2 separate regions of the Homo sapiens genome follow, and region 1 is linked to region 2. Evidence: read pairs that join two places in POLR2A ChIA-PET (ENCODE). Cell type or tissue: Caco-2. All regions are shown on one strand. Each heading gives the region's core, and the rest is flanking DNA. Links, peaks and the distances in the headings are about the cores only. Region 1 overlaps AGPS (alkylglycerone phosphate synthase). Region 2 has its middle 25 kb from the start of MIR4444-1.

Evidence for each region. ChIA-PET counts read pairs that join two places held together with the same protein. Peaks named below come from ENCODE experiments on the same cell type or tissue, not always from the same donor. Only the 100,000 strongest peaks of a DNase experiment are listed, where the experiment ranks them.
Region 1: POLR2A ChIA-PET joins it to region 2 with 9 read pairs; 3 of 35 experiments call an interaction of 5 or more read pairs at or near these places.

The regions. Positions count from the first base shown.
Region 1 is chr2:177,406,418-177,410,817 of GRCh38, forward strand. All of the region lies in intron 1 of AGPS (alkylglycerone phosphate synthase), which reads left to right. Among named protein-coding and RNA genes, the nearest start is that of AGPS, 16 kb to the left of the region's middle. In Caco-2, for the core only: no CTCF peak of the experiment used is centred there; no DNase peak of the experiment used is centred there.
Region 2 is chr2:177,185,644-177,190,043 of GRCh38, forward strand. No RefSeq gene overlaps it. Among named protein-coding and RNA genes, the nearest start is that of MIR4444-1, 25 kb to the right of the region's middle. RefSeq lists an enhancer at 1,383-2,582. In Caco-2, for the core only: no CTCF peak of the experiment used is centred there; DNase peaks (open chromatin) are centred at 2,148 and 3,028.

The DNA.
Region 1 (4,400 bases), core at 216-4,215, 220 kb after region 2:
TTCTTGAAGAAGATAGGAAAAGGCTTTATAGAAGTGACTTTTAGACTGGTTGCCTCCAGGGAGAGAAGGGCATTTTAGACAGGGGATATATACAGGAAGACATAAGAGGACATGGTGTGTATAAGGAATTGTCATAACTTAATGTGTCTGGGAACAGCTGTTAAAGAAGGTGAAAATGTAGAGTGGTGCTGTGTTTAAGAATTGGGATTTCATCCACATTGGAGAATCAACAAAGTTTTAAAGTACACACTGCTAGATTTTGACTTTTGGTAGAAGCAATGAACATGGAAAATACTGTTTTGATTCTATTGTTCTCTATTGATTATTGAAGTAATAACAATCTCTTATTTGGCATTCAAGGCTTTCAGCTGTTCTCTATGACTTCTTGAATGTGCTTTATGCTTCAGCCAATTTTATGCTGCTTATTAGATGGGAAAATCCTTGTGCTTTCTTCCTCTGTTTGACTATTGAAATTTTACCATCTTCCAAAGAAGGGAAAGTTTAAATGCCTCCACAATGAAGGGTTCTTTCAGCTAGAGATGAACACCACTGAGCTCTTGTAATAATTTGTACTCCTTGTGTGGCCATCATTGAGTATACTGAAATCTTTGCTTCCTAGTTAGGAGTGTTGGAGCCAGACAGTCATGGTTTAAATCCTAGCTGTATCATGTACTGTTCCTGTGACTGGGGACAAGTTACTGAATCTTTCTGGACCATTTTTTTCATGTTTTAAATAGGGGTAATGACACCTACATCACAGGATTAAAGTGAGAAGGAAATAAGGTAATGATTGTAAAGCCCTTAGCTTTATAGTGTTATGCAATACTGTCATTGTTGCAGTAAACTACATAGAAAGGAGTAATAAGAATAGAGTGCTAAAATAGTTTCTATATTAGACCATTTTTGCATTGCTATAAAGAAATACCCGAGACTGGATAATTTATAAAGAGGTTTAATTAATTCACGGTTCTGCAGGCTGTTCAGAAAACATAACTCTGGCATCAGCTTCTGGGAAGACCTCAGGAAGCTTACAATCATGGCAGAAGATGAAGTGGGAGCAGGCACTTCACATAGCAAAAGCAGGAGCAAGAGTTGAGGTTGGGTGTGGGAGGGGGAAGTGCCACACATTTCTAAATGACCAGATCTCATGAGAACCCACTGTTGTAAAGACAGCACCAAACCTTGAGGGATCTGCCCCCATGACCCAAACACTTCCCACCAGGCCCTACCTCCAGCCCCGGGGACTGCAATTTAACATGATATTTGGGCAGGGACAAATATTCAAACTATATTGGTTTCTGAAGATGGAAGCACAGCAAGAAGTAGGAGGTACTCAGTGGCAATAATGACATTTTAATAGAGAAAACAAATTTCCTTTTTTTTTTTTTTTTTAAAAAAAAGAGGTGGGGTTTTGCTTTGTTACCCAGGTTGGAGTGTAGTGGTGTGATCATAGCTCACTGTAACCTTGAACTCCTGGGCTCAAGAACCATTGTCCTGAGTAGCTGGGATTATAGGTATGTGCCACCATGCCTGGTTATTAAAAAATTTGGAGCAGAGTCTTGAGGTATTGCTCAGGCTGGTCTTGAACACCTGGCCTCAGGTGGTTCTCCCACCTCAGTCTCCTGAGTCGCTGGGATTATAGGCACAAGCCACTGTGCCTGGCGAGAAAACAAATTTCTAGTAAATGTCACCTTATGCATTAGGAAGGAAGGTAAGAACCCAAAAAGTGTAGAACATCAGCAGTTTCTCGTACTGTGTTTTAGGCTGATTGTCAGTATCACACACATGATGTTTGGTCATTCTTGTGCTATTTCTGGTTTGAAACTCTTCTCCATGACTCTTAGTAGTCATGGCTCACCATTGCTTGCTTCTATGTGTGATATGTGGCCTTGGTGGCCACACATTGGAATTTGAATAAATATATTCTTGTGCTAAAGGAAAGTTATTTGATAAATAATTGTTTTAATTTTTATACTTTTTAAGACTTTTATAAACATACATGAACTAGGCAAATTTCCATAGCGGATCAAACTTCCTAAAATTTGCATCAGAAAATATGATCTCTGTATAGCCCTCATTTCTCCTTCCAGATAGTCCTTTGTAAGATTTGGGTATAGATTTATGCCACCTCCTCTGTCATGTAATCATATTTCCATTTCCTGTTATCTCTTTCCCCTGTCTCCCACATGGTGAGTGCTGCCACTTTGCCCTCTTGCTGCCCATTGTTTTCTTGCGGAATTCTACTCAGGGCCATCCTCTCCTATAGTGAAGTGAATTTAAAGTTTTTCCTTTCCGTTTCTCTCTCTCAATTCCAGTCTCCTGATTTTGGTAAGGTTTGGGTGAGAGCAACTTAATTGTAAACAATTTACATTAAAGCTTTGTATTCCTTTGTGGCTATTCAACAGATGAGGCTTCTATTCTTAACTTTTTCTCATGTCTTAAGGTAATGCTTACCCACATGTGGTCTGTGGATGACCCTCATCAGAATTTTCTGAGGGTGCTAGAAATTGTAATCATGGGCTGGGTCTAGGGTGGCATCCAAGGACTCTGCTTTTAAAGTAAGTACCCAAGGTGATGTTTATACTCCCAGAAAGTTTGAGAACCTCTGTTGTTGTGATTGGGTCCTGCTTTTAATGCTTTCTTCTCTTCCCCCAAACTTTATGGGGTTCATTTTTTCCATGGGTTTGCCGGAAGCAAAGATAGCAATCCCAACTACCTGTCACTTAAAGTAGAAGGGGCTACTGCTGATTTTTTTTTTTAATCATTATTTTAAGTAAAACAAACCAAAAAAAACCCAACTACTGTTTTGTTTTGTTTTTTTTTCTCACAATTGCAAGATTTAAGAGTGAAAACAGAGCCCATACAATGGGAGGAGACCCAAAGGGGGTTGCCACTCCCGGCAAGAATGCTTGGGGTTTATATCCCAATCATTGTCCCTCCCCCTATGCTCTCAGGTGATATATGATTTGACTTTTTTTTTTTTTTTTACCTCCTGCTTTAGCCTAATTTGTATTTTAGTGAGCCCTCTTTACTATCTGATTGGTTGGGTGTGAGCTGAGTTACAAGCCCCGTGTTTAAAGGTGGGTGCGGTCACCTTCCCAGCTGGGTTTAGGAATTCTTAGTCGGCTTAGGAAATCCAGCTAGTCTTGTCTCTCAGTCTCGGCTCTCAACAGGAAAACTCAAGTGCTGTTGGGGAGGTTGGCCGACGACCGCTCTTAACTGCTTCCTGCTGAATTGGGGGCATAGTAGGGGTCATGCAGTTCAGATTTCCTTGGGAGGGGTGCCTTCGATCTCATCAACATTGGAGCATGGGCTAGTAGGCCGGTCTAGGGGTCCGCAGTAGTTCAAATGCATCAGGGGCTCCATTTGAAGAACCATTTATACTTCTACACCTTCTATTCTGGAAGAGACAAACTTAACAAGGAGGTTAAAGATACAGGGATTGAAACGTATGGCCTGCAGTGCAGGGGATTATTTCTTTGGCACACTTCACAGGCCCTGACTATCTGCTTGATAGTTTTTAAAAGGCCTGGTCCAGTAAATAATGATTTAGCCATCTGATGGGTGCTATCAATGCCTAAATGAAAGGTTTGGTGAAGGGTTTTAAGTAATTTCCATTGGTTAGCTGCAGGCAAAAGTATTTTTCCTTCTTCAGTGGCTAGCCATCCTGAGGGGAGGAAACTTGTCCTCATGAGGGTCCCCATTCTGTTTCTCCTGCCGAGTACTGCAGCTTGGTTTCCCGGAGGGGATTACCCCATACTAGGGGTCCTTCTGTAAGCATTTCTAATGGAGGGTCCTGCCTTGCGGCTCTTTTGGCTTCAATATCCGCTTGGCAGTTCACTTCTATTTCCCTTTCGTTTCCTTTCTGATGACCCTGGCAGCATAAGACTGCCACCTCTTGAGGTTTCTGTACAGCCAGTAGTAATCTCCTAAAGGCTTCCTGATGTTTGATAGGTGTTCCCTCGGAAGTTAGGAATTCCCTTTCTCTCCATATTGCTGCGTGGGCATGGAGGACTAGGTAAGCATGCCTAGAGTCTGTGTATATATTTACCCTTTTTCCTTCTCCTAATTCTAGTGTATAATGGCCCCTCCTTTTGCTAGAATGTCTCTCCCTAACAAAGGAGTGGGGCTTTCAAGCATAATTAGAAAGCCATGTGAAAAGAGTAAAGTTCCCCAGTCACAACTTAGTGGCTGGGAGAAGTATTTAGTGACTGCCTGTCTTAGGACCCCTCAGATAATGACAGATCTGGAGGACAGTTGTCCGGGACAGGGAGAGTAAGACTGAGAAGGCCACACCAGTGTCCAGGAGACAGTTAACCTCCTGGCCCTCAATGGTCAAGCATACCCGGGGCTCTGTGAGGGTGACGGCATGGGCTGGCGCTTACCCCAGGCACCCTCAG
Region 2 (4,400 bases), core at 170-4,169:
ATGGAATTTCACCGTGTTAGCCAGGATGGTCTCGATCTCCTGACCTCATGATCCGCCTGCCTCAGGTTCCCAAAGCGCTGGGATTACAGGCATGAGTCACTGCACCTGGCCAAGTAAAGCTTTTTATGCTGAATTGGGAGTTCTCAAATAAGCTGTCCTCAAATAAAATTTTAAAAAAGTTTTTTGAGACAGGGTCTCGCTTTGTCATTCAGACTAGAGTGCAGTTAAACAATCTCGGCTCACTGCAGCCTCAACCTCCCTGCCTCAAGCATCCTGAGTGACTGGGACTACAAGCATGCAGGAACAAAACCAGCTAATTTTTGTATTTTTTGTGGAGACAGGGCTTCGCCATGTTGCCCAGGCTTGTCTCAAACTCCTAAACTCACGCATTCTGCCCACCTCGACCTCCCAAAGTGCTGGGATTACAGGTGTGAGCCATCATGCCCAGCCAAAATTAAATTCTCTAATTTTACTCCCAAACTGTATTAGTCTGTTTTCACGCTGCTAATAAGGACATACCCGAGATTGGGCAATTTACAAAAGAAAGAGGTTTAATGGACTTACAGTTCCACGTGGCTGGGGAGGCCTCACAATCATGACGAGAGGTGAAAGGCATGTCTCACATGGCAGCAGATAAGAGAGCTTGTGCAGGGAAGCTTCCCTTTTTAAAACCATCAGATCTCGTGAGACTTATTCACTATCATGAGAACAGCAGGGGAAAAACCTGCCCCCATGATTCAATTACCTCGCACAGGGTCTCTCCCACAAGTGGGAATTCAAGATGAGATTTGGGTGGGGACACAGCCAAACCAAATCACAGACCAACAAAACTTCACAGATTATATACTGGAACATTGTTGCTGTTTTAAGAAAATGATCAGATTGTGGCTGGGAGCCGTGGCTCATGCCTGTAATCCCAGCACTTTGGGAAGCCTAGGCAGGTGGATCACCTGAGGTCAGGTGTTTGAAATCAGCCTGACCAACATGGTGAAACCCCATCTCTACTAAAAATACAAAAAATTAGTGGGGCCTGGTGGCATGTGCCTGTAATCTCAGCTACTTGGGAGGCTGAGGCAGGAGAATCACTTGAAACCAGGAGGCTGAGGTTGCAATGAGCTGAGATTGTGCCACGGCACTGCAGCCTGGGTGACAGAGTAAGACTCTGTCTGAAAAAAAAAAAAAAGAAAGAAAAAGAAAGTGATCAGATTATGAATCTTCTTTATATCATATAGATTAACCTAGGTTCTATAAATGAGATTTAGAGGATCTGCAGCCCTGTGGGATGCCGTTACGAAGAATCCAGAAATAGTGAGTCCATCACAAGTACCATACGCAATTTCATTTCCACATCTTCACTTGGACTTGAAACTCACCAGGAGCACCTTTCTGTTTCCCCTCTACCAATTCAGGTATTATTCATCCTTTAAAACTCCCTTTGAAAGTTTCATCTCCATCATGAAGTCTTCCTAGATACTTGAGACCTTCATTTATTTCCCCATTTCTCTGCAGCACAGCACTTTAATGTAAACCATGCAAGTCATTACTTATATGTGGTCTCCCTCTAATAACTATATTATGAGGACAGGGGACAGAGAAAATGTCATAACCCCTTTTAGTGTTTTCAAGGCTTTGCATATTGCTGCACCTATACTTGATTAATTATGATATACGGGAGAGTCTTAGGAGTCAAAGGGAAAAGAAATGAAATTTATATCCAAGCACTATAGTGCCTCCAAAATAATATTGAAACAATTATTATTATACATGCCACTTGAAGATACTGATTTAAAAATAGGTCTTTATCAGTTATTCCTAAGGCTACTTGAGTTTGTACCTTACAGTCTCAGAATTTTATCTTTCTCAATTCATATAGTGAGCCTTTTTGCCCAGTTTACTAGAAAACAAATTCTGAGGGAGATTGGGTGCTACTGCTTTATTTGTTTAGGGGTAAGCCTGGGAATGTGAGAGTGAGAAAAAGGGAGATGTGGCAGGAAAGGATGGGAAGCAATGCATGGGTAGGCTACATGAAAAAACTGTTAAGGAGAAGGCAGTCAGGCAACGAGGAGGAAGTGGGGTAATTGATCTGTCACACTCCCAGCATCTCCTATTTCTACAGGCCAAAGTTCATCCCGAGTGTGGTTAACACCCAGCTTTCTGCATTGCATCATCCGGATCCCTCAGCAGTCATTTGGGAAGCCAGATACCATGCTCTCTAGTGTGGTGTTTCATCCAAGTCTCAAGTGATGAAAGGAGACAGAAACTCGAAATGCCTGACTGGCATGGCAGCAGCCAAGAAGGGCCAACATCCTGGATAAGCAACTGGTCAGCCCCTCACAGCAAAACCATGCAGGTCCCAAAGTGGTCAGATAGCTGAGCGCATGGCTGAGACAGCAGCTAGTCCTGTGAGGGCAGAGGGAATCTCAGGAAATGTAGACGATGTCTCTGATAAATATATGCCTGTCATAAAGTTTGGAGAACAGAAAGGCCATCTCTCATTTTCTCTGAGGAGAGTGCTTTCCTTGAATTCTCAAAAGCAGTGTGATACGTTAATTATAGTAATCAAATGGAACACCCCAACTTTCATTCTGTGTGCGTATAACAAGAATCTTTGCTCCCTAAAATGGAATTAGATTATAGTATGTCTGAGATAGAGAGACATTCAGTCTGTCCATCTATCTCATATAAGGGTAACAGTTGGAAATAGATTTTCTAAATTCTATGTAAGACACGATATATAAATAACCTATGGTTTAAATAAAAATTTATTCTATGGCAATCATATAAATTTACCAGAAGATTCAAATATGCAGCTTCCACAAGGAAGTAGGCTAGTGGCAAATTGATCCTTACATGAACCCTAAAAAAGAACAACACATTTCAGTTTCTCTATGCAGTGACAACTTTCTATTCTAGGCCTAGCCCCTTGTGGGGCCCACTCCAGTTCCATCCAGGGAAACAGGTAATATTTACAGGACCTGGGGCATAAGTACAAAAGGAAGCCACTGCCTACAGGCTGGCTCCACCTTCTCTTTTGACCTCCTGCTCACCCACACACCAGAAGGGGCCTCTCAAATATTTGTGAGGACACTCCTGCACATCCATCTAAGGGGTGTGCACATAATGGGAGGGGTGCACCTTAGGGAGGACAGATATTGGAAAGGGATACTGAAGGTTCTGATGCATGTTCCACACTGGGCAAAGAATTCGGGAGTCCCAAAAAGCCACAACAATGTCTACAAGGGGATTATCCTAATAAAAATCACAGAATTGCATATCTTGCTGTAGGCAGTTGAGGGCAATGGACTGACTATACTCTGTTTAGGCCTAGAGGCCTTTCCATGAGTTTCTAGGGACATTGTCAATATTGCTTGTTGATTACTGATGACATACTGATGTTTGGAAGTGAGTGGCTGCATATATCTCTTATGAGAGATCAAAGGTTTTGTTTGTTGTAGAGCAATTTTTGTTATTCTATCAGGTAATCTTGCCAAGGAATTGATTATTGACATTCAATAGCTTATACTGCAGTGCTTATTTTGAGCAGAGAAAAGATAAAATCGAATGGTGTAAAGATGTTAGAAATTGGCCAAGCACTGTGACTCATGCCTATAATTCCAGCACTTTGGGAGGCTGAGGCGGGTAGATCATGAGGTCAGGAGTTCGAGACCAGCCTGGCCAAGATGGTGAAACCCTGTCACTAACAAAAATACAAAAATTAGCCAGGCGTGGTGGTGGGCGCCTGTGATCCCAGCTACTTGGGAGGCTGAGGCAGAGAACTGCTTGAACTTGGGAGGTGGAGGTGGCAGTGAGCCGAGATTGCACCACTGTACTCCAGCCTGGGTGACAGAGTGGGACTCTGTCTCAAAAAAAAAAAAAAGATGTTACGAATTGTACAGTGAGAGATAACTAGGTAATCATTATGGCTTCACCTTAAATTGTGTATTGCAAGATACCTGCTTAGCTTTTCTTGTGGAGGGACAGGTAGGATCTGAGGATTTAGCCAATCTCCCAATCTAATTTCTGAGGAGAGCCCTTGGAAATAACGTAATGTATTCTTCTGACATCATGACATGATATCATATATTATTTTGATTACAACTGATGCTGTTTTGCTCTTCAGTCTGATAGATTTATTGTATCTTGTGAGAAAGTAGCTAGTGGCTTATTTTATACTCCTTAACTCACACATCTAATTAGATGAACAAAACACAATTAATATCTAAATTTCACACCTTTTTTTTTTTTTTTTTTTGAGACGGAGTTTCACTCTTCTTGCCCAGGCTGGAGTGCAATGGTGTGATCTTGGCTCACCGCAACCTCTGCCTCCTGGGTTCACGTGATTCTCCTGCCTCAGCCTCCTGAGTAACTGGGATTATAGGCATGCGCCACCATGCCCGGCT